Regions from separate parts of the Homo sapiens genome. Here region 2 is linked to region 1. Evidence: read pairs that join two places in POLR2A ChIA-PET (ENCODE). Cell type or tissue: PC-3. All regions are shown on one strand. Links, peaks and the distances in the headings refer to the core of each region. The heading gives the core; the rest is flanking DNA. Region 1 overlaps LINC01483 (long intergenic non-protein coding RNA 1483). Region 2 overlaps MAP2K6 (mitogen-activated protein kinase kinase 6).

What was found. ChIA-PET counts read pairs that join two places held together with the same protein. Peaks named below come from ENCODE experiments on the same cell type or tissue, not always from the same donor. Only the 100,000 strongest peaks of a DNase experiment are listed, where the experiment ranks them.
Region 2: POLR2A ChIA-PET joins it to region 1 with 5 read pairs; 2 of 35 experiments call an interaction of 5 or more read pairs at or near these places.

What each region holds. Positions count from the first base shown.
Region 1 is chr17:69,780,694-69,798,323 of GRCh38, reverse strand. All of the region lies in intron 3 of LINC01483 (long intergenic non-protein coding RNA 1483), which reads right to left. Among named protein-coding and RNA genes, the nearest start is that of LINC01497, 170 kb to the left of the region's middle. In PC-3, for the core only: no CTCF peak of the experiment used is centred there; no DNase peak of the experiment used is centred there.
Region 2 is chr17:69,530,828-69,544,551 of GRCh38, reverse strand. It overlaps MAP2K6 (mitogen-activated protein kinase kinase 6), which reads right to left. Exons shown (of 12, transcript NM_002758.4): 11 at 8,392-8,437; 12 at 1-2,876. The coding sequence ends at 2,799. Among named protein-coding and RNA genes, the nearest start is that of MAP2K6-AS1, 52 kb to the right of the region's middle. In PC-3, for the core only: no CTCF peak of the experiment used is centred there; DNase peaks (open chromatin) are centred at 4,481, 4,611 and 4,991; H3K4me3 peaks cover 1,484 bases; H3K27ac peaks cover 2,557 bases.

The DNA.
Region 1 (17,630 bases), core at 7,593-11,592:
GATGTCTGTGTTGCCAAATCCAGGAGACACTTTGCTGTATTCATTTTACTCAGACCACAGTAGGAATTTACACAGTTTGCTGGTCTTAGTTACTAAAACACCACCTCTTCTCGCTTCTGCGATACTCATGCTCCTGGTTTTCCTCCTACCTCACTGACTACTCCTGCTTAGCCTCCTCTGATGGCCACCACCCCCTTCTGCTCAGTCTTTAAACCTTTGAGTGCCCCAGGGACTAGTCCTAAGCCCCCTACTTTTCTCTTTCTATACTTTCTTTGTAAGTTTTGTCTCCAGTTCCAAGCCTTTAATACTACCCTTCTGCTGATAACTCATTTCTCTAAGTGTTTATCATTTCCCTAAGTTCCGAATTCAGATATCCAGCTGCCTGATGCATATCCATACATGTGTCTAAGAGGCCCTTCAAGTTTAGTATGATGTAAGCATATTACAGGTTAAGAAAAGTATTCCTAATCCATAACCCCACTTCACAAAACTCCTTGGTCCAACTCCCCCTCGGATTACTGAAATATACTCTGATTCATTTCCCTGTCCTCTCTCTTGACCCCAAACCTCCCCCAAACACACATAGCAGCTGGGACAATCCGTTTAAACTCACGATCTCAATATAAAACTCTCTGTTGGCTTCCCAATGCGGTAGGATGTTAGCCCTAACACTTTACAATACATACAGTGCTTCACATGACCCGGCCTTGACATGCATCTCAACCTTAATCCCCTGCCGCTCTCCCCACGTCCTGACATACAGGAAGCCAGACATACTGGCTTTCTTCCTGTCCCTCGAACAGGCCAAGATCTTTCCTATTTCAAGGTCTTTGCACTTGTTTTTCTCTCTACTTGTAGTGCTCTGCCTTCCATTTTTATACATGAGTACATATTTTCACATTTGGGTCTCAGCTCAAATAGTCCCTCCTTATTGAAGTTTTTCTGTCCACTCCCTCTAAAGTGAGCTACCAATTACTTTTAAAATAATCACCTTATGTTATTGTTGCCATAACACTTATAATCTGTTGATTGTTTGTTTGCTTATTTATGATGTTCCTTGCTTCGAAAAATGTAAGCTCCACAAGGAGAAGGTTTTTTCTTTCTACCCCTGTAAATCCCCTGTGCTTAAGCTAATACCTATCTTTCTGTATAAATGTTTATTGATTCAATGAACAAATAAATGAAAGAACGAATTCTGCCTCAAGAAATTTATCCTAATAAGATAATTGAACTACACATACAAGGATGTCTATGATAGTACTATTCAAAAGTAGCAAAGAATTAGAAACAATCTAAATGACCAACAGATCAACTCCATGACTTGTATATTACCTATGTCACAGAATAATGAATAAAAGAATAAGAATTGAATAGATTTATATTTATTGACTCGGGAAAATGTTAACTAGATATTGTTGAATGAAAAAAGCTATGTAACCAAAGCCCAAAGTGTGCACCCATTTATATAAAATTATGTCTACACAACATTATATTGAACTATGCATTAATACAATGTATGTACGGACAGATGTCCAGAATTATGTCTGGAAACATTAACAGTGATTATCTTTGAGAAATCTGGGACTGATTTTTACTTTGTTCCTATACTTTTTTGAATCATTTCAATTTTTATATGAGCATCTATTGTGTTCACAATTAGAAAAACAAAGACTAAAATTTCTACTACTAGCCTTTGGCTCATCAGATTGACAATCCTAGGATTTTTCCAAGTAATTTTTGAGAAAAAAAAAGAAGTTTTTCAATATACTTCTTCTAAAGATCTCTATTTAAAGTTTATTTTTCCTGTCTTGCTTTTCTTATTGTTATTTGAAATGTGGAAACACTGTAAGCATTGCAAAACAATAATAATAAAATAAATCAAAAAAATATTATTAGGCTAAGCTTTTCAAAGTGTATTTTAATGTAGCATCAAGCATGTTCCCATTTTTATTACTGATTATAATGTTCAACAGTCTGTGACACAACAATTCAGACTTCTTGGCAGACAGACCCCTGTTTCCATTTCTTTTAGTACAAGATGTAGGGTGTGGAAACTTTCTACTTCCTTGGAAACTCTTCTGAAAACGGGTTTTCACTCAATGCAGCCTCTAAGTGTTTAAGAGGTGACTGAATTTCTGAAAGTGGTCTGACTGTTTTAGTGCTGCTGGCAACCACTGTAACTTTCACACTATGTGAAAGGGGGAAAAATCCATATTATTAAAAATTTGCCCTAGATCTCTTTCCCATTTCCTTCTTTTTTTTTTTTTTTTTTTCATACAGAGGCCAAAATATCAGGATAATTTTTCTATGGAAACATTTAAGCTCAGCATCAAAATATTTGCTTATATGACTACACCTCTGAATAATAATGATCATATTAATCACTTAATTGTTATTGAAAAGGCAGCTACAAAAAAAAAAAAAAAAAAAAGATGCCTAAATTCCATGCAGGTTTTTCTTTTCTTTTTTTTAACCTCTGTACTGCCAAATAGAATATCCATTTCTATTCAATTTCCTGAGGCTCAATAGGATACCTAAACCCTATATATTTTTTATGGAAGAAAACAAAACAAAACAAAAAACCACTGCCTTTAATTAACTTTTTAACTGGGAAAAATATATTATAGCAATTTTTTTCAAATTAAAATAGTCTCTGTCTGCTCCTATCATTCAGAAGTTGGCTGGTGTATTAGTCCATTTCAGCTCCTATAACAAAATACCAAAAACTACGTGGCTTGTAAAAAACAGATATTGATTTCCCACAGTTCTGTAGGCTGGTAGATTTAGTGGCTGGTGAGGGCTGTGACATTCTGGCTCACAGAGAGTGACTTGTTGCTGTGTCCTTACATGGTGAAAGGCATAAAAGGGCTCTCTGGGGTCTATTTTATAAGGGCACTAATCTCATTTATAAAGTCTCCACCCTCATGACCTAATCACCTCCCAAAGTTCCCACTTTCTAATACCATCACCTTGGGGGTTAGGATTTTAACATACTAATTTGGGGGGAACACAAGCACTCCGACCATTGCAGTTGGCTTCCTAGGACAAAATCCTAAAACTAGGCAACTTTTATGTCTGATCTGGATGTAGCTATTTGCTTTGCTGGAGTAACAAGTTAGCGTTCCAACTTCCTAGAGAGTCCTTTTGCATTCTCTGCTGATGGAGTTCAGGAAGAAGCTGGCCATGAACTTTTGGGGACACTGTCTCTGTCCTCAAAGCTATCTTTCCCACTCCCTTAGCAGGGGGAAGAAGATAGGTAGACTGTGGTGAAGGATCCAAATTATCCAACATGTTTTAGGGCATAATCAGAGATGGAATATAGGTTTCCATCTGTGTGTATCACTGATTTTTTTTTCAATTCCAAAATCTCATCAGCTCCTATGACTTTGATTATCAAGTCATCATTGATGCACTATACATCTTAATCCCCAGCTTCATTTCTCACTTCATTCCTGAACTTCAGGCCCATGTTGACAAATGCCTTCCTGAAAATTCAGCTCATCACAAATTGAATCTGTCATGTTCTCCACAAATTGGATTGCTCTCTTTTGAGTTCTCTATATTGGTTGATATGCATCACTCAATATCCATCAGTGCTGATATCTAAAATTGAAACTTAAAAGTCATGGTCAACTCCATCATGGTCAACAGACCTTCCTCAAGACCTGTAAATTCCACCCTGGTGATGTCTCTGGTATCTATTCTTAGCTTTTTATTCTAAGTGTCATTTTCACAATCAAGTCCCCATTATCTCTTGTCAATTCCAAGAATTGGCAGTCTCTGGCCTGTAGGCCAAACTTTAGTCCACTGCCTCTCTTTGAAACAAAGATATTGGACTATTTGTGGCTGCTTTCACATTACAAAGTCAAAGTCGAGTAGTTGTAACAGGGACTATGTGACACATAAAGTCTAAAATATTGACTATTTAGCCCTCACCTTCATGGTCTAAACCATAGCAAAAGCCTTCAAAAAGTTTACATTGCTTATGTAAAATACTCAATAGGAGGAACCAATAGATAGTTACGCAGAGAAAAGGAAAGAAACAAACACAACCTTTCAACCCACAATAACCACTATAAATCTTTCTGTGTTTTTCCTGGGCACATAATATTATTCTTTACAATAATTGAATCTTATTGTACATACTATGTTTCCCAAGTTGAGTCTTATCTCTTAGTAATATTAAATGAGTTTTGTCCTGATAAGTTTTTACAGTTATGTAATATTCAATATTATAAAGATTTTAGGGCTCTGAACACTTTCAATAGGCATTTTCAAATTACTTTCTGGACAGGCTGTATATTTACATCACCACCAGGATTGGGACTTAAAGCTAAACCAAGTTTTAGCCTCTTCAATTCTAGCTAAATATAAGCATCACTTTTTATGATATGGTAACTCAATGCTATTTTTATTTTTACCTCTGTGATTAATAGTAAAATTGAGTATTTTATAATATGTTTAATAACCACTTGCATTTTTCTTCATGTGAATTGATTAGGCTTATTATTTTCCACTTTGCAATTTCAGTGAACATCTTGACCTTAATTACTTACTAGTATTTCCAATAAAACAAAAATAATCGTGGTCCACAAGATCACAAGGTAATGTACAGTGATGCACAATATCAAGATTCTAGATATGGTTCTTCTCGATTGACAGACTTATGAACTAAATAACTAGTTGTCTTATTGTATTAGTCAATTCTTGCACTGCTATAAAGAAATACTTGAGACTGGGTAATTTACAAAGAAAAGAAGTTTAATTGATACACGTTTCTGCAGGCTGTACAGGAAGCAAGACACTGGCACCTGTTCCACTTCTGAGGAGGCCTCATGAAACTTACAATCGTGGTGGAAGGCAAAGGGGGAGCAGATACGTCTTACATGGAAGGAGAAGGAGCAAGAGAGAATGAGGCGGGAGGTGCTGCATGCTTTTAAACAACCAGATCTTATGAGAACTCACTCACTATCATGAGAATGGCACTGGGGGGATGGTGCGAAACCATTCATGAAAAATCCACCCCCATGATCCAACCACTTCCCCTCAGGCCGCATTTCCAACATTGAGGACTACAGTTTCACATAAGATTTCATGAAGACACAGATCCATATCCATATCACTTATCCACAGACACCCAATATATGCAACAGTCATTGTTAATAAAACAGCAATAATAATGTAAGACTTTACATACATTTACTCACTTCAAATCTCACAACAGTGCCATGAGCACGTATCATCCCCATTTTATAGATAAGAAAACTGAGGCACAGAGCACTTAAGAGATCCAAGGTCTCGCTTGGCATCAAAAGCCATCCTTTTAACAATACACTACGCTGCCTCCTATGCTGATAGTAAAAGTAGGAATCCTCTGTTTATCTTATTAGCCTTAAATATTGTGGACAGTGGCCCTTTAATTTTTTTTTTGTTATATGTGTGCTTGAAGGAAATTTTTTGTTATATAGAAATTTCCTATGAATACCTATGAATACATAGTTAAATATAATCATATTTTCATATTTATTTTTTCTTTCTTTTTCTTTTTCGACAGAGTCTTGCTCTGTCTCCCAGGCTGGAGTTCAGTGGCGCGATCTCGGCTCACCGCAACCTCCGCCTCCCAGGTTCAAGCAATTCTCCTCCCTCAGCCTCCCAAGTAGCTGGGATGACAGGCATGTGCCACCAAGCCCAGCTAATTTTTATATTTTTAGTAAAGGCAGGGTTTCACCATGTTGGCCAGGCTGAGTCAAACTCCTGACCTCAAGTGATCCGCCTTGGCCTCCCAAAGTGCTGGGATTACAGGCATGAGCCACAGCACTTGGCCACGTATTTATTTTCTTTCTTTCAGATTGTTTAGAAAGACATGCCCAAGAATAGAATTTACTTATTTTTTTCTATTTTGACTATAGTTGTATTTTCAAATAATTGTTACATATCTCTGATTGTAGAAAACTTAACTCTACGTTGTCAATTCCAAATCATCACTCACTGAGGCATCATGTGTATTCTTAAAATCTCAATCTAGTCATGCAACATAGCTTCCCCAAAATCTTCAGTAACACCCCAGATCATACAGAAAAAAAAGATAATTTTTTTTTTTGAGATGGAGTTTCACTCTTGTTGCCCAGGCTGGAGTGCAATGGTGCATCTCTGCTCACCGCAACCTCCGCCTCCCGGGTTCAAGAGATTCTCCTGCCTCAGCCTCCCGAGTAGCTGGGATTACAGGCATGTGCCACCATGCCTGGCTAACTTTGTATTTTTAGTAGAGATGGGGTTTCTTCATGCTGGTCAGGCTGGTCTCGAACTTCTGACCTCAGGTGATCTGCCTGCCTTAGCTTCCCAAAGTGCTGGGATTACAGGTGTGCACCACTGCACCGTCTGATAATTTTTGTTTGTTTCTTTGGCTTTCAAGATCTTGTAGGATCTAGTTCCAATCTACCTCTAATACTCTCCTCACTATTTCTCCAATTTTCACTAGATAAGCTATTCAGCATTTCCAGAAGACACCCCATATTTCCTATCCTCCTGCCTTTTCTTATTACCTGTTTCATTTTTAGAGGATGACCTCCCAAATTGGACACCTTATTTGCCATCAAGCTCAAATACTGTATCTTCTCTGCAGACTTCCTGAGTCCTTACTAGGAATTATCTCTTAGGTTGTCATTTCATGGTATACATGATTATTGCATCAATTACATGGAATAATAAAGCCCACCCCACATCCTCACAAATGTTCATTAGCTCCCAAAGGGCAAGGACCAAATCCTACTCAGTTATCTTTCCATTACAGAGCTCAGCAAATGAGCAAATACTCAATAAAAACATTGTGCAAATCAAATGGAATGAAAATGCTTGTGTCAGTTCACTCATTTGTCTCTAATGCAGTTCTTTCATCTCCTATTTTATCTCTTCTCTATTCACATCATTGTGTACCATATGTGAAGTTATCTGCAGCAGCATTGTAATGCATTATTCATATCCTAGAGCCCTTTTATGGAACGATTAATTTGAGGAATAAAAATATTTGGAAGTTTTCAGCTTTCTCTTTTACTCACATTTTGACTAAAAACGTTGGATAGCTATTAGCAGCAGGACTCTTAAAGGTAATGACATCTTATGAATGTGAATAAACTGTAGTCTAAGACATTTTAGGCAAAAAAGGTGTTTTGAAAAGCTGACTTTTCCTGAATCAAGTTGTTTTAAAAAATACCCACAATAACATGGTCATAAATATTTGCCGGCTGAAAGCTATACCTCTATGAAAATTGAGTGTTCAAAAAAAATGCTGTATGTATTTTTCAGGAACCTGAAGTCGTACTTACCTTATTTCTTTTATTAAATAGCCTAGTAACAAAACGTGTACTCCTTCAGAAGATGTAGGGTATTAGTTGAAGCTGTACTAGGCTTCCAGAATTGCAGTTCTCTTCCAGCAGTACTTCACAATTAGTATTCAAAAGCACTCATATAATAAAATAGAGATTATCTTATTTGAAAATACTATTTATGTCTTTTTCTAAAGAGGGCTTCCTTTTAAAATTAAGCATCAATCTCTGAAGTGAAATATGCATGTAACGGGCATAAAGCAGTTAACTGGAAAATCTTTTGTGACCACAAAACAATTTGGGAATACTAAGAGAGCACACATGTGAGAGCATCTTGCAGTCAAAATTCAACTAAGATGAATTTCAAAACTACTGTAGACAATAAACATCCTTCTCCCAACTTCAGCAACAGATATTTTAAAGCAGTAAGAATACTTTTAGGAAAGTTTAGCAAAAGAGAGTAAGTAGCAGAAATGGACATTTCTGCATTGCACTCATTGGATACATTTCAGGATCTCTGGTTCGGCACATGAACTTGCCACAGCCTCTTTCTTCCATATCATCATCTTCTACCGTTCACCCTTCATTCCACCCACACCAGTTTGTGCTTTTCTTTTTGCCTCAGCGTATTTTGGACTAAAAGGGCCAGAGACATTACAAAATTAAAAGAGGGTTTGGGCCTCTGAATTCTATCGACAGGAAACAGGCTGAAAATACTACCACTCAATTGCAAACACAGGGCAATGCTCATTGAAAAGGAAAGATGACCGGGTGTGGTGGCTCACGCCTGTATTCCCAGCACTTTGGGAGGCCGAGGCTGGCAGATCACTTGAGGTCAGGAGTTAGAGATTAGCTTGGCCAACGTGGCAACACCCCGTCTCTACCAAAATTAATACAGAAAATTAGCTGGGCATGGTGGCGGCTGCCTGAAATCCCAGCTACTCGGGAGGCTGAGGCAGGAGAATCGCTCGAACCCGGCAGGCAGAGGCTACAGTGAGCCAAGACCGCACCATTGCACTCCAGCCTGGGCAATAAGAGCAAAACTCCATCTCAAACAAACAAAAAAAAAAAAGGAAAGAGTACTCAGAGGTCAGAGCCAAGAGCCATGGAGAATCATTTCTAGGATAGAGGACTAAACCCTAACCTAGAAAGCCATAACTGTGTCCAGATGGATTTCAGAATCACTATGGACTAGGGATGAAAGTGTCTTCCAGTTTCTTCCTTTTTGAACTGGAGTGACTATAGCAGTTATCCTATGCCTAGCCCACATTCCATCATTGTATGTTGAGTGTGTGGTGAGCAGATAATTTGTCTTCATTGTTCACAGGCTCTCACATTGACAAAAACTGTATTAGAGGATTTGTAGTCAGTGAACTGCAAGGAGCCTCATGGACTTGGATCTAATGCACTTGGACCTGATTTGGATTGTGGGATCCTGGACCATGAATTTGAGCATAATGCCATAACAGAATGAGATAAGGGGAGCCTTGAAGAGGATAGGAGTTTATCTTACCAGTGAAAAGGTTTGAATTGTGTGGCCAGAGAGCAGACTGTATTTTCAGAAAATGTCCACAGCAATTCTTCCAGGCCAGAATCTTGCCAACCCACCAGAAAGCAGTAAAGCTGTATTTTCCCTACCCTTGGAGCCAAAGAGCCTTTGTGACAGCTTCAAAGAACAGAATTTGGTGAAGTAATGATGCAAAACACCTAAGGCGAAGTCATAAACAGATACAGCTTCTGCTTGACTCTCTCTCTCTCTCTCAGGATACTTACTGTTAGGACTCAGCCACCCTGTTGTGAAGAAGCCCAGGCCACACATGGAGAGGCCACATAAAGCTGTCCCAGGCAACAAACCCAGCTAAGTTCTCAGTTGACAGCCAGCCTCAAAGGGCAGATGTATGAATGAGCAGCCATTAGCAACTGCTAAATGCCCTTAAAGACTCTTCACTGGCACTGCTGCTTTTGGAAAGCTTTCTCTTACGCCCATGATCTGGTGTGGATTCCCCTCCTCTGGGTCCCTAGCATCCTGTGCCATTTCTAGTGGCACAAATCACACATACATTGACTGTTAGGTTAGTATCCATCTCCCCCATCAGAAATAAAGATCTTATTGACAATACCTGCCTTTTTTATTTATATTCTCAGCACTTAGCATAATGCACAGTGGATAGTTGAACAATGGTAAATAAATGTGTTGGACCAATGAGGTAATAAATATAAAACCAGAAATAATAAAAATAGCGTAAGTGATTAACTAAGATAGTTGAACGAGGACACCAGCAAACCATTAAATTTGTTTTTAGTAGACAGACAGTCTGAGCGCACTCTGCAAACAGACAATAAGACTGATACCAAAGTCTGAGGTACGGATGAGAGAGGGATGCCAAAATGACCAACTCAGTGTTTGCCGCCAAGGGGTTTTTTATACCTTGAAAGATCATTAGGAGTCCCAAAGAGATTTTGTTTGCGTGGGTTAAGATTTTCGGTATCTGCTACATTAAAAAATTAACACTGAGAATTACAAAATATATTTGTTTACTTACTCATCTTCCAATAACAATAAGAAACCAATTACATGCTAATATAAATAACATTTTATGAAAAATAACTATTATTCAAAAATAATTTAGTGAGAAGAGTGGCATTGCTTTATAATTTTGAAAATTCCTTTAATGTCTGGCAGAACAGAGAAAGCCAGATTCTCATACCAGCTTGGGCATTCCAACTGCTATGATATATTGTTTTGGTTGACGTATATAAAGAAAATCCATCCACACACAGCTATGTAGTTGAAAAAATTAACTTTCTCAGATAATTGTGATACTTACTTTGATACCTCATCAAAACCCAAGTGATAATTTCCTAAGGGTTAGTTGCAATATGGAATCTAAAACAATATTAATGACCTTTCACTCTCAGTTATATTAAAATCCGTTGATCTATCCTGCACTTTGAATCGATCTTTTAGTTGTCCACAAGTTTGTAACATCATATATTGGTCATTTAGAAAATGTTGATTCATTGAGTTATACAGATTCTTCAAGTATTAACATATTTTATAATTCAATATCAAAAATTCAAGCTTGACACTTTCCCAGTATTTAAAGACTTAGCTGATAAGATCAGAAGTGATATTAACAATGATTAACAAATATTAACAAGGATATTAATAATGTTTAACAAATATTAACAATGATTAATATTAACAATGATATTAACAATGATTAATAGTAACAACGATTAACAATGATATTCACAATCATTAATATCTCTGATTGTATCAGCTAAGTCTTTAAATACCAGGAAAGTGTCAAACTTGTAGTAACAGGCATGGTTTTTAGAAATTCTAATTTTGGTTGAAAATCTGAATTTTTAACATTAGCATCAGATATTGTTAATTGTTTCCCTTGAAGTGAAAGACTCACTTGATCCTTTTCAAGAAAATGTCACTTAAATACTCAAATCTGAATATCCACAGTTTATCTCTCAGCTGTTCTTTCAAGTAAAAATTGTGTTCTGTGAACAAAAAAGTGTCTATTCCAGCTCACAGCCCAAACTATCATGCACATACTTCTTCTTGAGACAATCATCATGCTTTGGAATGCAGCAGAGGTGCTTAATGTGAATTTCCCATTTCATCACACAGACTATTGGGGGCAAAGGTAATCAAACTTTGAGATGTAATAAAGTCAATAATTATTACAGCTTTATCAAGGACATTTGTTAGTAAAACCGATTGCTTTCTTTTTTCCTTCCTCCCTTCCTCCCTCCCTCCCTCCCTCCTTTTTAAATTGTATATTATTGGTATTGAGGTTTCAGCATCAGTAGCTTAACTCTCCATTGCTTTTGCAACACCAGTAAAAATGTCAACAGAATAAGAGAAAATATTGTCTCAGTGTTAGAAAAATAGTTTCAGCCTCACAAACCTCCTGCAAGGACTTGGAAAAAAATATACTTTTTGCTTCTTCTTCCTTGCCCAAGGCTCCACGGAACACACTCTGAGAACCATTGTACCATCTTTACACAGTCCTCATTAAGAGCTTTATTTGTTTTCTAGCATTGAAAAAAGGGTAAATTGCAGAAATGCTATGTAGTTAAACCTCAGATTTTAAAATTCAATGTACCTGTCATCATTTTTAGAACAACATTCACATAACTCTGTTAACAGAAATTAACATTTGCATCTCAACTAACTAATTTGATGTGAACAATAATATTATATTAAAATACAAACAGAGAAACAGGATAGGGAAAAAAGAAAGACGAGTAAGTCTGCGAGTTTGTAAATAATAAAGAAATTTGATACTGGCACCTTATTACAAAAAATGTGCTAATTCTTCTCAGATATTAGGTATTACTATATATACCTATATATGGGTGTATGTGAATGAGTCTAAATAGACATATAGTTGTAACCATATGTAAGTTTGCGTACAATTCCTCCCATAATGTGAGTTCAAATCTTTTCAAGAAGACTCTTTCATCTTTACACAGTTGCAAGGTAAAGTGTCTGTATTGGTTTAATTGTGTTCTCCCTAAATTTCCATATTGAAGTCCTAACCCTTTGTACTTCAGAATGTGACTCTAATCCAAGATGACTTGTGTACTCATGGAAACAGGAGATAAAGACATAAACATACAGAGAAAGGATCATGTCTTCTGTGAAGACAGACGAAGTTGACTATTTACAAGCCTGAAAGAGAGGCCTCAGGAAAAAAATCAACCAGGCTGACACCTTGATCTCAGACTTCTAGCCTCCAGAATTGTGAGAAAACAAATGTCTGTTGTTAAAACTTCTCAGTCTGTGGTATTTGTTATGGCAGCTCCAGCAAACTAACACAGTGTCCTTCAAGTTAGTTGAATAGAGGTAGTTCAGTGGAGCAGACTAAATAGACATGTATTATGCCCTTAGTGTTCTCATCCGGTAAGACCAGTTAAGGGAGGATACTCAGAACCAGCGGAACTTCACATTTTGAAACCTCCAAACTCTAAACCTCAGCTGAAACTTTTCCAACATGGAAGTTTCTTCTTTGGGGAAGTGTATTAGTCCGTTTTCACACTGCTAGTAAAGACATACCCGAGACTGGGAAGAAAAAGAGGTTTAATGGACTTACAGTTCCACATGGCTGGAGAGGCCTCACAATCATGGTGGAAGGCAAGGAGGAGCAAGCCAAGTCTTACATAGATGGTGGCTGGCAAAGTGGGAGCATGTACAGGGAAACTCTCGTTTTTAAAACCATCAGATCTCGTGAGACTCATTCACTATCACGAAAACAGCACAGGAAATACCCTCCCCCATAATTCAATCACCTCCCACCAGGTTCCTCCCACAACAGGTGGGAATTGTGGAAGTTATAATTCAAGATGAGATTTGGGTGGGGACACAGCAAAACCATATCAGGAAGTAAGCAAGTTCTCATATATAGTATTTCTCTGACAACTCTGTTTTGTTTGATCACAAAAAGAGAATCCAACCAGAAATATGCCATGACTTTCTGTCACCTATTGCTTCTCTCCTATCTACTGTGATCTCTAAATTACTTACATTTAATGAACCAATGAGCTTGAACCTATTTCACATCTCTCATTCATTCATTCATCGTCTTTGTCATTTAATAATTTGAAAAACCTACCGAGAGCTAACTAGAATTAAAGAACTATTCTATATGCTGGCAATACAATTAAAAACATAGTTCCTGCCATTATGGAGCTTACATTCTATTAGGGGAGACAGAAGATAACAACAATATCAATATCAAAGAGAATAATATGCCAGCTACTTAGATTTTTCTTTTTTAGACAGAGTGTCGTTTTTGTCACCCAGGCTGGAGTGCAATGGCATGATCTTGGCTCACCGCAACCTCCACTTCCCAGGTTCAAGTGATTTTCCTGCCTCAGCCTTCTGAGTAGCTGGGATTACAGGCACCTGCCACTATGCCCGGCTAATTTTGTATTTTTAGTAGAGACGGGGTTTCTCCATGTTGGTCAGGCTGGTCTCGAACTCCCGACCTCAGGTGATTCACCCGCCTCAGCCTCCCAAAGTGCTGGGATTACAGGCGTAAGCCACCGCGCCTGGCCTCGCCAGCTACTTAGATTCTATGAAGAAAAGTAAATTATGCATAGGATGGAGACCAGGTGAAGCAATCCTATGTTACTTAGAGAGGCATCTCCGATGAGGTGAGAGTTAAGCCCAATCTGGAAGGAAGTACAGGTGCAAGTCAGGCAGATATCTAAAGAATTTCATTCTAAGTAGAGGAAGCAGAAACTTCTAAGGCCCTGAGGTGGAATTTGTGGAAGAATTTGGGGACACCTGGATTAGAGTATGCAAGAAAGAGAATAACAAGAAAATAGGTTTGAGATATTGGGAGTTGGCTTTGGAGGTTACTCTAAGGAGCATTTGATTTTTATTCTTAGTGAAATAAGAAACCATAATGCAGAGAAGTGATCTAATCTAACATTTTCTTAATTAATTAATTTATTTATTTATTTTGAGACAGAGTCTTGCTTTATTGCCCAGGCTTGGGTGCAATGGTGTGATCTTGGTTCATTGCAACCCCCACCTCCTGGGTTCAAGTGATTCTTGTGCCTCTGCCTCCCGAGCAGCTGGGATTACGGGAGTGCACCACCATACCCAGCTAATTTTCATATTTTTGTAGAGATGAGATTTTGTGGTGTTTCTCAGGCTGGGTCTCAAACTCCTGACCTCAGGTGATCCAGCCTTGACCTCCCAAAGTGCTGGGATTACAGATGTCAGCCACCGTGCCCAGCCTCTTAATTTATTTTTTTAATTGACACATAATAATTGTACATACTTACCTGGTACAATGTAATGTTTCAATAAATGTATACATTGCATAATGATCAAATGAGAGTATTTAGCATATTCATCACCCCATACATTTATTATTTCGTTGTGGTGAAAACACTCAAAACCCCCTCTTCTAGCTATTGTGAAATATGAAACACAATATTGTTAACCATAGTCTCCCTACTGTGCAATGGAACATCAGAACTTCTTCTAATTGTAACTTTGTACCCCTTAACTAATCTGTCCCTATCAGCCCCTCCTCTCTCCCTTCCCCATCCTCTGGTAACCGCTGTTCTACTCTCTACTTCTATGAGATCAATTTCTTTTGCGTCCATGTATAGTGAGATCAGCTGGTATTTGTCTTCCTGTGCCTGGCTGATTTCACTTCACATAATGTCCTCTAGGTTCACCCATGCTGCCACAAATAACAGGATTTTATTCTTTCTAACGGCTTGCATTTTCTGGCCCAGTGTGGTGGCTCACGCCTAATAATCCCAGCACTTCACGGGGCTGAGGAGGGTGGATCACTTCAGCCCAGGAGTTCAAGACCAGCCTGAGCAACATGGTGAAACCCCAACTCTACAAAATACACTGCACTCCAGCCTAGGCTACAGAGTGAGATCCTGTGACAAGCAAACAAACACATTTATAAAAAGAATACAAAATAAAAATAAGAGCCTGAATAGTATTCCACTGCATATATATACCACATTTTTTTATCCATTCATCCATTGATGGACACTTAGTTTGATTCCAAATTTCAACTATTGAGAATAGTGCTGGAATAAACATTGGAGTGAAGTTATCTCTTTCACACACTGATTTTATTTCCTTTGGATATATACTCAGTAGTGAGATTGCTGGATCATTTGGTAGTTCTATTTCTAATTTTTTTAAGGAACCTCCATACTCTTTTCCATAACAGCTTTCCTAATTTTCGTTCCAACCCCTAGTGTATAAGTGCTCCCCTTTCCCCACATCTCTCCCAGCATTTGTTATTCTTTGTCATTTTGGTAATAGCCATTTTAATTGGGATAAGGTGATATCTCAATGTGGTTTTAATTTGTATTTTCCTGATGATTGGTCATGTTCAGTATTTTTTTCATATACCTGTTGGTTGTTAGTAAAAATATCTCCTCAGGACTTTTGCCCAATTTTAAACAGGATTATTTGCTTTTTTCTGTTATGGAGTTAGTTGAGTTCCTTCCATATTCTGGATATCAACCCTTTGTCAGATGCATAGTTTGCAAATATTTTCTGCCATTCTGTACATTGTCTCTTCACTTTGTTGATTATTGTCATCATTTTTTGTTGTGCAGAAAGCTTTTTAGTTTGATGGAATCCATTGTCTATTTTTGTTTTCATTGTTTGTGCTTTTAAAGTCTTATCTGAAATATCTTTACTCAACCCAATGTCTTGAAACATTTCTCCTATGTTTTCTTCTACTAGTTTTATCAGTTCAGGTTTTATATTGAAGGCTTTATCCATTTTGAGTTGATTTTTGTATGTAGTAAGACATAGCTTCAGTCTGCATATAGATATCTAGTTTTTCCAGCACTGTTTATTGAGGAGGCTAATTATTTCCCCAGTGTACATTCTTGGCACCTTTGCCAAAAACCAGTTGGCTATTAGTGTATGGATTTATTTCTGTGTTCTCTATTCTGTTCCATTGGTCTATGTATCTGTTTTTATGTCGGTACCATGCTGTTTCTATTTCTGTACCTTTGTAGTATATTTTGAAGTCAGGTAGTGTGATGCCACCAGCTTTGTTCTTTTGGCTCAAAATTGCTGTGGTCATTCAGGGTCTTTTGTGGGTATAGGTGATTTTAGAATTCAAAAATCAAGCAAGAACACACACACACACACACACACACACTCAAAAACAGAAAAGAAAACTACAAGCCAATATCTCTGATGAATATAGGTGCGAAAATCCTTGACAAAATACCAGCAAAACAAATTCGACAGCACAGTAAAAGATCATTCACTATGGCAAGTGAGACTCATCCCATGGTTGCAAGGATGGTTCAACACACAAATCAATAAATGTGATTTATCATATTAACAGAATCAAGGACAAAACTCATACAACCATTTCAATAGACATAGAAAAAGCATTTGATAAATGTCAACATCCCTTCATGATAACAAAACAAAAAAACTCTCAACAAACTCAGAATAGAAGGAATATACCTCAGCATAATAAAGGTCATATGTGACAAACCCACAGCGAACATCATACTTCACTGGGAAAAATAGAAAGCTTTTTTCTAAGATCTGGAATAAGACAAGGATGCCCACTTTCACCACTTTTATTAACATAGTACTGGAAGGTCTAGTCAGAGAAAGAGAAAGAAATAAAAGACATCTAAGTTGGAAAGGAATAAGTTAAATTATTCCTGTTTGCAGACTACATTTTCTTACAGATAGAAAACTCTAAAATTGCTACTATGAAACTGTTAGAACTAATAAACAAATTCAGTAAAGTTGGAGGATACAAAATCAACATGCAAAAATCAGTAGCATTTCTATATCCCAATAGCAAACTCTCTGAAAAAGAAACAGAAAGCAATTCCATTTACGATGGCTACCAAAAAAAGATACCTAGAAATAAATTTAACCAAAGATGTGAAAAATAACCTGCAATGAAAACTGTAAAACCTTAATGAAAGAAACTGAAGAGGATATAAATAAATGGAAGACAATCTGTGTTCTTGGCCTGGAAGAATTAACATTGTTAAAATATATGTACTACCCAGTGATCTATGGATTCAATGCAATCTCAGTAACATTCTACACAGAAATGACCTAGCTTTTTATTAGGACCCCTTTGATTGCCATTTAGAAAATGGACCAGAGCTGAAGCTGGAAGATCGATTAGAAGATTTTTGCAACAAGCCAGGTAGGAAAAATGACAGTGGATTTCTGCAAATCTCATACTTGCTTGACAAGGGTCACCTTGGACCCTTTACAAACTTTGATTTAATCATTCCACATTGTATACATTTATCAAAATATTGTATTGTTGCTCCATAAATGTGAGCAACTATAATTTGTCCTTTAAAATATTATCCATTTAAAAAATAGACAAATAAAAAATACAAGACTTGCAACATTTGAAAAAATTTGGATTCAATACGCTTGAGATGGAGCTCAGCAATTCATGTATTCAATAAGTTTCTCAAGTGATTCTTCTCACTGGGCAAATTTGGAAGCACAGGCTTGGAGCAAGTGGCGAGGAGAGAGGCAGAAGACATCAGAATCTGGATAGATATTTTGAAAGTTGAATAGACAAAAATAGATGCTGACATGACAAAGGACAAAACCAAGGCTGATTCCAAAAGCTGGGGCCATTTAGAGCCACAGAACTGGGCAACAAATATGGGTTTTCTTTTGGCAGAAACATTTGGGGAACCCCTAGCAAGGACAACCTACCTAAAAATTTTAAAAGATTTGCTTGAATCCCCACCTCCAATCCACTGAACCCAATAATTTGTATT
Region 2 (13,724 bases), core at 2,571-6,570, 250 kb after region 1:
CTGATATTCAGATGGTCTATGCTGGTGGGGCATTAACTATTTTGAGGGTCATCCGTGAACACAGATGTCTTTATATATAAGTCTATATGTACAGAATACTCCCCATTTATATATAGTTTAGGTATCTTGATTTTTTCAAAAGTTGGTTGATTGGCACTTACAACACAGTTTTCCAAAAACAAAACCATGCTCTAAAATTTAGTCTTGTGAGGCTATCAGGTCATTCTTTTGACTTTACCGTGTAAGATATTTAATAACAGTGCAAAATATTGCTTCTCTGGGGAAAAGGTGTTCTACACTTCCTATCAGTATCCCAGGTACATGCCTTCTCTCAGAGTGACAAAGAGATTTCCACTGATGAGGACAGGGAAAGAAATAGGACCTGTTTTTGTTACTTTCTGCAATGGCATGTTACTCCCTGCAAATGTTCAAAAGAAAGTAAATTTAAGTCAGTTCTCTTTAGAAGGTACTAGATAAGTGTTCTGAACCCAGCTTCACATCAGAATCACATGAAGGTGTGTAAAAAACAAAACAAAACAAAAAAACACCAATTCCTAGGCCCCACCAGTTAAATCCAAATCTCTGGTGGCTGGAACATTGGCAGCGACAGTGTTCACAGCTCCCAGATGGTTCCAATGTACACGAGGGTTGAGAACCATAGACTAACTTTTTCTCTACTCTACTATTAATATGATTGTTTTTGCAACTTTGGCCTAGGTTCACAGATGGGAGAGGCATACATATGAGAAGTTACACATTCTGTTTAGAATGTCTCAAAGTGGAAAAACAGGTAAGAGTAATCGGACCTAGACCAGAGAGACAATTTGCTCTACATCGTTCACCAAAAGCTAAAATGGAGTAACCGGATTTTTTTTCCTATTGCTTCCTGTTTTCATAGGTGGGTGAATAAAGTAAGGAATACAATTGTAATTTTTCTCTTGATCTCCAAGAGAAGAACTTCCAGATTTAGGAAGATAGATGGGAAAGTGAACAGCCATAATCACTAGGGTGATACTCCTTTTCTGGCTAGAATAAAATGAGGACAGAGGTAGCTTCAGAGCAGAGGAAGCTCATGTTTAATCAAGCAGATATATCTTGGAACTGAATATGAAGAAGTGTTCGGAAGTGTCACGCTCATTCTGGGCAGGAGCAACTCCTCCTTGTCAAGAACAAGGAGGAAAAAATGCAAACAGAGAAAAACATATGATTGCACTTCAAAATCTAAAAGGGGAAGGAAGAGAGGATTCAGGGAAGCAATCCTCTCCATATTGAACTTGAGGCCAAGAAAGAAAAAATAAGGTTTTTTTTTCTTCTTTTTAAAATCAAAACCCTCTGTCCTTCCTTGTCCAAAAGCAATGCTTCCTGGTTATTTATCATAGGTCTATATTTTCCCTGTCAATTACTTCACTCCTTGATCATCAAGAAACCTAGAGCTACAAATCATAGAACCTGTGGGTATATTTACCCACGAGAAAGAACTTTTGCTGTTTAGTCAACTTGCTAGGAACTCCCAATGAAGCTCATCTCCTATAGAGGAGCCAGCTATTGCACGCTGCTGAAGAAAGATGCGGCCTCAACGCAACTTGTGGTCATCTGGTAGTCCATGCCCAGGAATTAATTCAACCTTTCCCATTATTTCCTCATCTTATCAAAGAATTACTCACTACCTTTCATTTTCTCCTATTCTAGCCCTTCTATGAATAGTAAGGCTGCTTCACTGAAGAAGAAAACAAACAAACAAAGCCAAAGAGTACATTAACTACAAAGGCAATCCTTACAACTTACACATGGCAGGAGGGACAAACGCAGAAGAAGGCACCATTTTTTTCTGTGATTTAACACATGTCCCCCTCAAAACTGACAATTGTCCTCCTTACCAAACAGAGATGCTCATAGAAACCACTTGGCAGGACTTGTGAATTGCCAAATAGACACACAAACACACACATACACACAGGTAGATGAATAGGTAGGTGGATATAAAATCATATTACAAATCACTTTCCACTAATACTATACCACAAGTGTCAGAAGAACCAAATGTTTTACTCTTTGAGCTGTTATATGAGTGATTTTTATGTTTTCCAAAGTTGGGAAAAAGAGTATGACCAGAGCATCTTGTCACTTCCCCTAAAAGATGTGGTGATCACCCAGGATTGGGCAGATGTTTGCAAAAATGGCAGCAGTCACAACAGCTGGAACAGACATTTCACAAGAAGAGCTCCTTTTTGATATTTTTATAATATTCTCAAAGATGCATATTAAATAATTTCTTCTGGACCACAGACACAATTGAACTTAAAAAATAAAAGCCCTATAAATATTGCTAACCCAACCTTATATTTTTTTTTTGAATCTCCCTTCTTGTATAAAATGGAATCTTTTCAACCAAGCACTTAAACATAAATATTAAAATAATAAATGGGACAAACTACAAATCTACTTATAATTTCATCACTACCGTAGCACCTTTTTGTCAGGGCCAATGCATTCATTTTGTAAAGAATAAGAGAAGTCTGAGAAGCTTGAGGACTCATATGACACATCATTAAATATTTAATCACCTTTTGAAGTCCTAAGCCTTTATCATAATTCATCCATCTAGACAGTTCATTCTATACTATAGATTCCAAGGCCCCCTTAAGAGGGGGAGTAAAAAGAAAATTGGGAGAGAAAACCCTCTGAGAGGCAGGGTTAAATTATCTCAAAGATGACTTTCTATTGATGCTGTAGTGAACTTGCTTCACCCCGAAACCCACCAATCCACAGTAGGGTCAACCGATTAAGTCCACTGCTTTTTAGTCTCCAAGAATCAGTTTTACAAAAGATGCCACATCTGTTCCTTTGGATTCATGTAGGGTGAAAAATGGATGTTGCTGGAAAAGAAAAAGAAAAAACATGGTATTAATGTCTTACTGACAATCAATATATGAGATTAGCAAATGAATAGATCTGCTTGGTACAGGGATTAAGTATCCCTATCAGAGCTAGGCTGGGCTTTTCCTACCCTTTCCAAAATCAAGCACACATCTAGTGATGCAAACATTTTAAAGATATCTCTTAGTTGTCACTCTTTCCATCTTGATATCTCTAGGTTTCCACTATATTAAATTTTAAAAAAAAGTGTAATTATGCTACGTAAGTCTCATCTACAGCAAAATACAAAGATTGACAAAAAACAACCCAAACTCTGATTTACAAATAGCCCTGGGCCCCACAAGGTCATTTTAGGCTAATATAGTAGTAAGATAATAAGACAATTCATAGGTGTATGTACTTTTTTCTTTTTGAGATGGAGTCTCGCTCTGTTGCCCAGGCTGGAGTGCAGTGGTGCGATCTTGGCTCACTGCAAACTCTGCCTCCCGGGTTCAAGTGATTCTCCTGCCTCAGCCTCCCGAGTAGCTGGGATTACAGGTGCATGCCACCATGCCTGGCTAATTTTTTATATTTTTAGTAGAGACAGGGTTTCACTGTGTTACCCAGGATGGTCTTGATCTCCTGACCTCGTGATCTGCCAGCCTCGGCCTCCCAAAGTGCTGGGATTGCAGGCGTGTGCCACCATGCCCGGCCAGCAGTATGCACTTTTATTTCTCAGGAAAAAGATGATGGAATGAGAAGCCAATTTTGTTGAACAGTAAACGTGCAAGGAAGGTAGCCCTCGCCCTTGACGTTGGAGAATTGGTTTAGACTAAAACAGTTAAAGCCATTTGCCAAGCCACGAGCTTTATTTATGTCTCTCCTGATGAAGAGTTGATCCATCTGAAAAATAATGTAGACTGCCAAACTCTAGTTATGTGCAGAGAAAACTGAACTCGGAGATTAAAGATTGAAAAGGGAAAAGAAGAGTCTCTATCCTCACAGCTCAGAACAAGTAAACTCTAAAAACATAACAAGTCTTATGCTTTGCTAGGGGAACAAGCATGGTATGTGATTCAAGAGGCCATGCATTTCAAAACAATCCTGAGCAGGAAGCCATTTTCTCTGCACTAGAACAATTCTCCCCAGATTGCTCAATTTTGTTACAATAAGTGCCCAGCTCTCACAGTGGAACCTGCCACCTCTACTTAGAAAGATATATCAGGTCATGAGCCACAGTTCTTATAGTGGAAATAGAACCAACCAAACCTACCCCAAATGGATAATTCTTACAGGTAGAACTTAGTCCCACGTGTCTCACCTCCCATGCTCACTCCCTTGATTGCCTGGTAGTCTATTTTCAATGACCAGTTGAGTAGCTAAATGTAAGCATTTTTACATCCAGACACATAAGTGACTCACTCTGTTTCCCCTGACTTTAGGGAGTTTAGTTTACAACCTTTATGTTGCCCAGCTGTAGGTTTTCTAATTATATTTGTTTTAAACCTGACAGCAGAGGGTTGGATGAGTCAGCTCCGTGGAAAACTGAGTTCCTGCTCATGGAAACTCTAGGAAACAATGCAAATGGGAAAGGAACAAAGAAATAAAAACCCCAAAGAAGATAGCTGGTCGCGATTAAGTATCATGACTCAGAAAATGGAAAAGAGATTTTCTCCCTTTGCCCATCTGAGGACACAGGTTGAGTGCTGGCTCCGATCCTTACACTCATGAAATCAACTGAAGCTCTGAGTGCCAGGTCCTTCCTCCTGAGCTCCCTCAAAAACTAAATAGCAGCCATACTTCTGATTAGTCACCACATACACAGCACACTTACCAAGGACTCTACCATCATGCTTATTAGCTTTCCCACATCCTCTGGACATTTGGAAATCTTTTAATGTACTTAAAAGCTTTTTACTATCAAAACAGGACATGCCAAACCTCAGATTATCTTGGTGACTGCTTCCAACACCTGCCAGCCCCACCTTGCCTTTTGTTCTGCTAGTGGCTATTAGCTCAGTAGATGTTGCCTGAGTCTGCAAATGAATTAAATAACCTGACTTGAAGTCTTTAATCAAAAAAAAAGAAAATCGCTAGGCATCTTTCCATTTATTCCCAGGTTGAGAAAATGCTATGAGAGCCAGAAGGGCAGGGGGAGGGGAAAACGGGTAGGCATGACAAATGGAAAGTGTGACTTGCCTTCTTGTGTGGGTTTTGAGGCTGTAAAAGGTTAAGAGGGAACCCAGTCCCTCCTATAAGCAATGGATTAAGATTAGCAAGGGCAGCAACCAGGAAATTGACAAATGAGGGACTATGAATAATACTCAGACTATAATACCAGGCTGGGTTTCCCAAAAGAGGAGCCAGGGAGACAAGAAGGGAGGACTTTACACCATTTAGTCTCACTGATGTGCCTGAAGAAAACATGGAGATCCGTGAACATACTACGAGGAATAGACAGACAAGCTACAGTCACCAGCAGGTCTCCCTGTCCCATGCACAGCACCTCATCCCTTAAGACTATGGTTTTGAATGGGTCAGGCATCTTTGTTTAACATACAGTTCAATCTAGAACTTCCTAAGATAATTGGAGAACATTATTTCACTGGGCAATCACTTGAATGAACTGGTTATCTTTTCTGGTGATTATCATCTAGGACAGGGATCAGCTACCTATGACCCAGAGGCCAAATTTAGCCCACTGCTTGTTTTTTTAAATAAAGTTTTATTGGAACACAGCCACACACACCCCATTTTTTTTTTAACACATCGGATATGGCTGCTTTCACATTGCAACACTGAATTAAGCCATTGTAAACAGCAACTGTATAGCCTACAAAGACTAAAATACTTACTATTTAGTCCTTTACAGAAATCGTTGGCTGCTACCTACTTTAGAAGAACAAATTCTACTGAGTCATACTCCCCAGTGACATTTGAGAGAAGAAGCAAATGACATGATCTTAAAGAATACACACCCTTCAATCCGTGTTAGGGAGAGAAACATTTGGGATTTCTATAAGAGGGACATGTCTAGGTTAAGGCCTTAATTAAACTGTCCTTCACCTGGAAAAAGGATTATTTTTTTCCTTCATACTTCCTCACCAACTCCTAAAATCTAAACAATTGCCTCTCAGCAAGTGTTTTCCCAATGCTAAAGTCAGGGAGTTTGGACTCAGATTTTCCGTTTGAAAACCTCAGTTCCACAGGAAAGCAGGGAACAGTTATAGTCTTAAAAGGCAAGTCCATTTCCAGTACCACAAAGACTAATGCTGTAAGAAGAAAAGGGGGACTGACATGATTTTATAACATTGATATATATGTAGGCCATAAAATATCACAGGGTTAGAACATATTACAAATGTAGAATTTGACATCAGCTGCCCATGTATATTAAGCATTCTTTTCTCAAGTGTGTTTCAGTGAAATTTCTGATCCGAAACCATTTGGAAGAAGAAAAAGTAGCCAGAAATATATAGAAAATGTTCTTCTTATCTGAACTTAGTTACAAAACATGGCAACTTTAGAATAGGAGTACAGGTGCACACTTGTAGTCCCAGCTACTTGGGGGGCCCAGGCCGGGGGATTGTTTGAGCCCACGACTTCGAGACCAGCCTGGGCAACATAATGAGACTCCATCTCTAAAAAATAAAAATTAAAATATAAATAAATAAATAAAATAGGATTACAGGCTCCATAGTATCCTACAAGAATAACTGTATATCTACTGTATTTTATATGAAATTAATTTTAAAATGGCCTAGCGGGTGCATAAGCATATTTAAAAAGAGTAAACAGAACCAAAAAAGCCTTTGACTGGCTATTAAAAAATAATCGGGAAGAAAATATTCAACTTAAACATGTACTATGCTAGGATTTTCTCAAACATTACTCATATTTCCTTCTTTAACTGTGAGTTTTAGTTGAATAAAGATGGTAGAGTGCTGAGCACCAGGGGCTGCCTTTTAATGCACCCAATGGAGGCCCAATGAGATGGTCTCATCTCCAATTCATCCAGTTGCAAAATGGTTCAATCTTCAATCAAAGCTTAGGCAACAGAAGTGAAAACCTATGTGATTGGCTGTAACTATCACGCATCTTCCTGATCAGCTTTCTGTAACTCTTCCTGACTCGACATTTCCAAGCTGTGCTTCCTCATATCTAAGCCACCTCACCACAGCATTTGACACTAGGAATCCATGCTTCTAAGACATGCCCTGAGTTGGTCTTGAAGACAGCAGGGCTTGTGGCTGGGATAGCAGAGGAGCAAGCATTTAATGCCTGATGAATAACTGTGTTCCAGTAAGAAAGGGTGTCAGTGTTTTATTGCTTTTGAAATTGTGCATGAACGTAACTCTTCCTTCCCCTGCTAAAATGAAAACCTTGATAATTGAAACAAATCTAGGAATTAACATAAATTAGCAAATAGTCTGAATTTTATATATTTCTCCCCCCCAAAAATGTGTTTCTCCTACATTCAACATATACTTAGATAAAGCAAAGCATTGCCAAGTTTAGGTCCTTGCCATTTGTATTTAGCTTTTAGAATCATTAGTAATTAGCTTAGAATTGTAGTTACCAGAGTTTTGTTTGTTTGTTTGTTTGTTTTTCTTTGAGACAGGGTCTCACTCTGTTGCCCAGGCTGGAATTCAGTGGCACAATCACGGCTCACTGCAGCCTTAACTTCCTGGGCTCAAGTGATCCTGCCACCTCGGCTTCCTGAGTAGCTGGGGCTACAGGCAAATGCCACCATGCCCGGCTAATTTTTTGTACTTTTTGTAGAGGTGGGGTTTCGTCATGTTGCCCAGGTTGGTCTCCAACTCCTGGGCTCAAGCAATCTGCCCAACTCGGCCTACCAGAGTGCTGGGATTACAGGCATGAACAGCCACCATGCCCGGCCTATAGTTACCACAATTTAAGAAACGTTATTTTAATACAACAAACAATGCTAAGATATTACTTTCTTCACTCTTGCTTTTTATAGACACAGCAAGTGATAAACTGTGAATGCTGAGGGAGTATAATTTAAACTAATCATGCTTTGTCTTACTTTTTTCCACCAAAGTGAAAACAAAAAGCAAAATTTTTTTTCCTCCTTAGCTACCCCCCAAAAAGTTGTTCATCTAATTTAGCCCAGATATTTGATCAAAAATTGATCAGTCAAAGAGCATTTAAGTTTTCCTCAGTATTGAAATCTCTTAAATCATACTTTCCTTAATTTTATCTTAGTAATATGAGGCTTCTCATATCTTTTAAATTCAAAAATATAAATTGTATACACATAATTTGCTCTGTATCATGACAGGTTTATTAGCCTGGAAAAAAACTACTAAGAATAGTGACAGGTCCCAACCTATGTTTAAGAAGGATGTAGGATGAACTCTTTAACTCTCTTTCCTGGAGTTCAATTCCTGTCACTGATGTATCAATGAACCAACTCTTCCAATATGGTGATGTGATGATAATTTAGGTCTTAGTGACTTTGCCTTTTGTAGCTATCAGTATAGTCATGTTTACGTTGCTAACAATACTCACCATTAGCTCTGGGTATGTAGGCCGTTCTTTGGAATTCTTCTTTAAGCTTAAAGAAAAAAAAATAATCATTAAAATCTAGAAGCCATATATATTTTCATTAGACAAGGATTTCAGAACCTGTAGAACACTAAACATAATCAGCTTTAAAAGTGTATTGAAAACACAGCCTCCTATCTTGACTTTCCTCTTCTGTAACACTTATGTATCATGTTTTAAATCACCCTGGTTGTGCCTTAATGGGAAAAATAGTTGTGTGTGTGTGTGTGTGTGTGTGTGTGTGTACTTTCCTTTTGATACTTTACCGATGATATGCACACTAATTTTTCTGATCTATAGCCATTTTATTTCAAAAAATCTACTTTCCTTCAAAGCAGCTTTAATGCCATTTCCACAGACAAAGAAATTGGCAAGTGTTTCTTACATTGCCATTTGTTATCTCTTCACTGTCAGGTACCTGGTTCTTTTTGCTTCTGTTTCCCATGAATGTATAATTTGCTTTTATATAGTCCTAACCAAATCTGCCTGAGATAGAAGCAATAAACCCCTAATATTTATTTTCTTTTCCTTGAGACAGGGGCTGGCTCTGTTGCCCAGGCTGGAGTGCAGGGGCATACAATCTCGGCTCACTGCAGCCTCCACCTCCCTAGGCTCAGGTGATCTTCCTGCCTCAGCCTCCTGAGTAGTTGGGATTACAGGCACGTGCCACCATGCCTGGCTAATTTTTGTATCTTGTAGAGGCAGGGTTTCACCATGTTGCCCAGGCTGGTCTCGAAGTCTTAGGCTCAAGTGATCCACCTGCCTCAGCCTTCCAAAGAGCTGGGAGTACAGGTGTGAGCCACTGTGCCCAACCCCCCATAACATTTCTAAGGTAATACTACTTGTTTATGACAAAGGTAATAAGACCTGTTTATGACAGCTGATAAAAGAGAGAGCGCACTCAGTGACAGCAATTATTCTTGTTAGAAATACTTTATGGTCATGCGCTATTGTCAGGTGACTTCTGGTTATTCTGCTCTCCATTGACACAGACATTTAATAACATTTGATACCGGAGGCAATAAATGCTGTTACTTATTATTTAACAGTAATAAAACTGTAAGATGAAGAGACCAACCCATCACCCCATTCTCAGCCCATCCCTATCCTCTATCCAACTCTGGCCTTAAAATGAAAAAAAAAAAAGAAAAAGAAAGAAAGAAAAGAAAAGAAACAATTTACTTGGAGTTGGAATCCCAGGTTACAGAATGCAGAAAAAGATGATTTTGAAAACTATGATTTGCAAGGCAACCTACAGACTCCTGTGCCCAACGGACCACAAAATCATACATGAATGGAAAGGAGCTTTGCCTGGCATTGGAATGGAAAGGAATTTTGCCTGGAGTTGGAGGAATCAAAATGTAACTGATTGTTAGGTTGCTGGGATTTGAGCTAAGGGATCATTTTGAGCAAATGAGACCTAGCATGTGTGACGTGAGCTCTGCCTCACCCTCCGAAGCTAAGCATGACGGGGTAAGGTACAGAACCATGAGAGAGCGAAGTAGTTCAGGCACTTTGAGAAACTGTGGTTTAAAACGAAATAAAATTAAAAAAAAAAAAAAGAGAGAGAGAAAGTTTTTGAACCAAAACAACTTAAAATCAGCCTACCAGTTTGTTCCAGGCAATGCTGTGGGTGGAAGCCAGGGAACCTGAGACAGGCTACAGGTAGATGTGAGGACAGAAGTTTCAACCTGGAACTGAGGGCAGACCTAGGACCTAGTGACCTCAGTGACCAGACAACCTATGAGAGAAAGTTTCATCTCAACTGAGGATAAAAATAAGAGCGCATTAGAAAGAGGAATTAACAGGCGGCAAAGTCTGATTGATATGGGAATGTGTGCTGAGTGAAATGAATGAGTCCGTGTAACTCCCACCGATGGTTTTGTAGGTACCTAGATGCTGAGAGTCTACGTGGGTGGTTCTCAGCTGGAGGTCATTTTGCTCCCCAGGGGATATATGGAAAATGTCAGGAGGCATTTTTGGTTGTTACATCTGGTGGCAGGGTGTTACTGGCATCTAATAGGTAGAGGCCAGGGATGTTGCTAAGCATCCTGTAATGCACTGGGCAATCCCGCACAACAAAGAACACTCTAGCCCAAAATGTCATGAGTGCAGAGATTAAGAAACGCTGTGCTTTGTGTAATAGGTGGTCCCTCCTTGTTGCGGCTTCCTCTCCCCTTCACTTAAAAGGACCATCTCCAGCTGGTTTGTCTTTGTCTTTAAGCACATTCTCACCACGACCGTCTCCTGCCCTCAACCCCAGGAAGCAAAAGTGTTTCTTTCTAAGTTCAAGAGCTAGTTTACCTAGAAAGAAACACAGAAGAAGCAATGTGATCCCAGGAGCGTTGCTGACTTGCACACAGACCCTGGTAAAAAAAAAAAAAAAAAACAAACAGGCTAGAAGCCCTGAATTTCCCACTATTGTTCAAAGCAAATCAAAAACCAGAAATGCTTCTCTATCGCTGGAACAATGTAACACGCTAAGTAAATAACAAAAAGTGCAAGCACAACATTAAATCCACACTCAATATTCAGATGGTTGATTCTGGCTGTCTCTATTTAGACCTTAAACTCCGCATTGCATCTGGAACACTCTCACTGAGGACCCAGGCCCACTCCGTTACTAGCTTTCATTGGTCAACAACAGAACCAAGGCAATGTCAGGAAGAAAAGCTTGTTTCTCAAATGTAAAAATGTGCTGATTTTTTACCTTATATTTAGCAGAAAAGATAAAATGACTGTCTCTTTCCAACAGATAGATGAGCTTAAACATCTCCATTTTTAAAAATACTGTATTTTTTTTAAATGCTGTATTTTTTTAAAATACTGATTTTGAGTCAGGATATCTTATCTTTTCACTTCTGGAACAGCTTATAAAGATTTCTCGACCAGGTGCAGTGGCTAATGCCTGTAATCCCAACACTTTGTGAGGGTGAGACAGGTGGATCACTTGAGCTCACTTGAGGTCAGGAGTTCAAGACCAGCCTGGCCAATACGGTGAAACCCCGACTCTACTAAAAATACAAAAATTAGCTGAGCATGGTGGCAGGAGCCTGTAATCCCAGTTACTAGGGAGGCTGAGGCACAAGAATCACTTGAACCTGGGAGGCGGAGGTTGCAGTGAGCTGAGATTGCACCACTGCACTCCAGCCTGGGCAACAGGGTGAGACTGTATCAAAAAAGAAAAAAAAAATCTCCAGATTTTTGTTAACTCTGTATAAAGAAAATATGGGGAAAGTACCCTAGTTGATCCATCATAAAGTGTTAAGGATTCCTGAAACCTCCAAGACTAACTGGTCAATAGGCTATTCCTTGACTCATGGCCCCTGATTAGAAAGCTCACAATCTACCCCAAACACTACTGCAGAATATAGATGGAAAATACTTACACCGCAAAGCAAGGCTGTTTATTAAATTAATGGAACTGATATAACCCATTCTCTCCATCTTTTAAATCAAGAACACTTCAAAACATGGGCTAAGAATAGCAATACACTCAGGATAAGGTTGGGGGGAAAGCAAATTTTCCATGTTTAGTAGGAAGTACTTGAAATTCAGTATACAATAACAACTTTGGAGTTCAAAGCAACACCAATTTCTTTTTGAACTGGAATCAGACTTTTGAATTTTCAAAGAGCTTCTCATTTTCAAGCGTGCAATTAGCTAACTGCCCTAATTCCTTTTCCAAATGCCACAACACACGCTTCTGACCATAGCTGACACTAAAAAACAGCTCATGCTGTCTTGAGAATTGCTAGCTTGTAGTTTGTGCTGACCAGAGGATTTCTGCCTATTTGAATTCCCCCGATCATTTCCAAGAAGGGCTATTTGGTACATCCACAGAATAAAAACACATTGCGCGTTTCAAGGCATACATTTGTCAAAAGCTAAATAAACATCTAGTGCCTCTTTTTACTGTCCTTCCTACACAAGTAGGAGACTGTATTTGACTGTCTGTGTTTTATGCTAGTTTCCCTGAGTCAGACAATATTGATGCTTGAGTGGGCCTCCACTACCCTTCAATATGCCATCAGACTGGTCAGTTGGGCCCACAGCTTCTTAAATAGGCCTGGAGAAAAAGCCAAAGGGAAGTCCAGCTGATCTGGCACTCGGCAGTTGACTTCCAGTGACTTCCTTCTGTGAACCTATAGGAAGAGTTTATAATGAAAAGTGTAAACCGGCTAAGATTCCAATCTTTTGCGAACTCGTTTGTTAACCCTTCTGCAGGACTAGAAAGCAAGACTTCTCTATTAGACTTCTCTATGATGAATCTCAAAACAAGGCTGACATGGTCAACACAACCCAACTCAAGAACTCCTTAAAACCCCTACGATAAGAAAGAGATATATAGGAAAAAGAGGAAGAAAATCTCATTCTGTAGTCCTATCTCAAAATAAATACAGAAAAGAAGGGTTTGTAAGAAACCATTGTGGGTTTGCTTTTTTCCTTTACGTTCATATGGTTAATTCTTCCTTCTCCTTCAAGATAACATTTGTCAGATGTTACTGCAAAAGAAATGCAAAAACTGGAACTCTGGACTCTAGGTCTAACTTTGGGTGTGGTGATGATAGCCTGTTAGAGCTTTTCTACTTCACCCTACAAACTAAGTGATTTACTGTCAACTAACAAGCAGTGATCAATACTGATGGGCCAGACAAGAGTGGCTACCAAGTCAATTCCCTGGATACAGAATTATGGTACCTTGCAACATGGTGATGGCATCGTGCCAAGTTGATTCCTTGGCACGGGTATGATACCTAGGCAGGTGTATGATACCTAGTAGCTTTGTGACATCGAATGCTTAGGTAGGATACACAAGTTCACAAATACTCTGACAGTTACCTAGGCTGCGGGTATAATGGGTTCTTTTTCTGCATACCAAAGACAGATGTAGGCAATAAAAACATAGATGTATCTATCTTGAAATTTGAGATTAAATATTTCACTTTTGAAATCCGTAGTCTCCCTTCCCCACTTAGCACATAGAGCGGCCTTTCTGAGAAGTCTGGGAGGACCATAGCCTACATAATAAAAATATAAAAAACATGGAGCTCACGAAAAAAAAAAAGGTCCTTTAATGAAGTTATGTCTCAATAACACAGCTTTATTCATGAGAAAAATAAAAGAATAGCTGATAAAGGGGAGTTACGTGCACAGGGAATGTTCATGAAGAGGTAGAAGAGGTACTCTTCTGTTAACATTATCACTTTTCCATTCTTTCCACCAAGCTCCAGATCAAACCTCAAGCTTTCAGTAATCAAACAAGTAAAATCACTAGATGGCTAATGGCTGGAGGT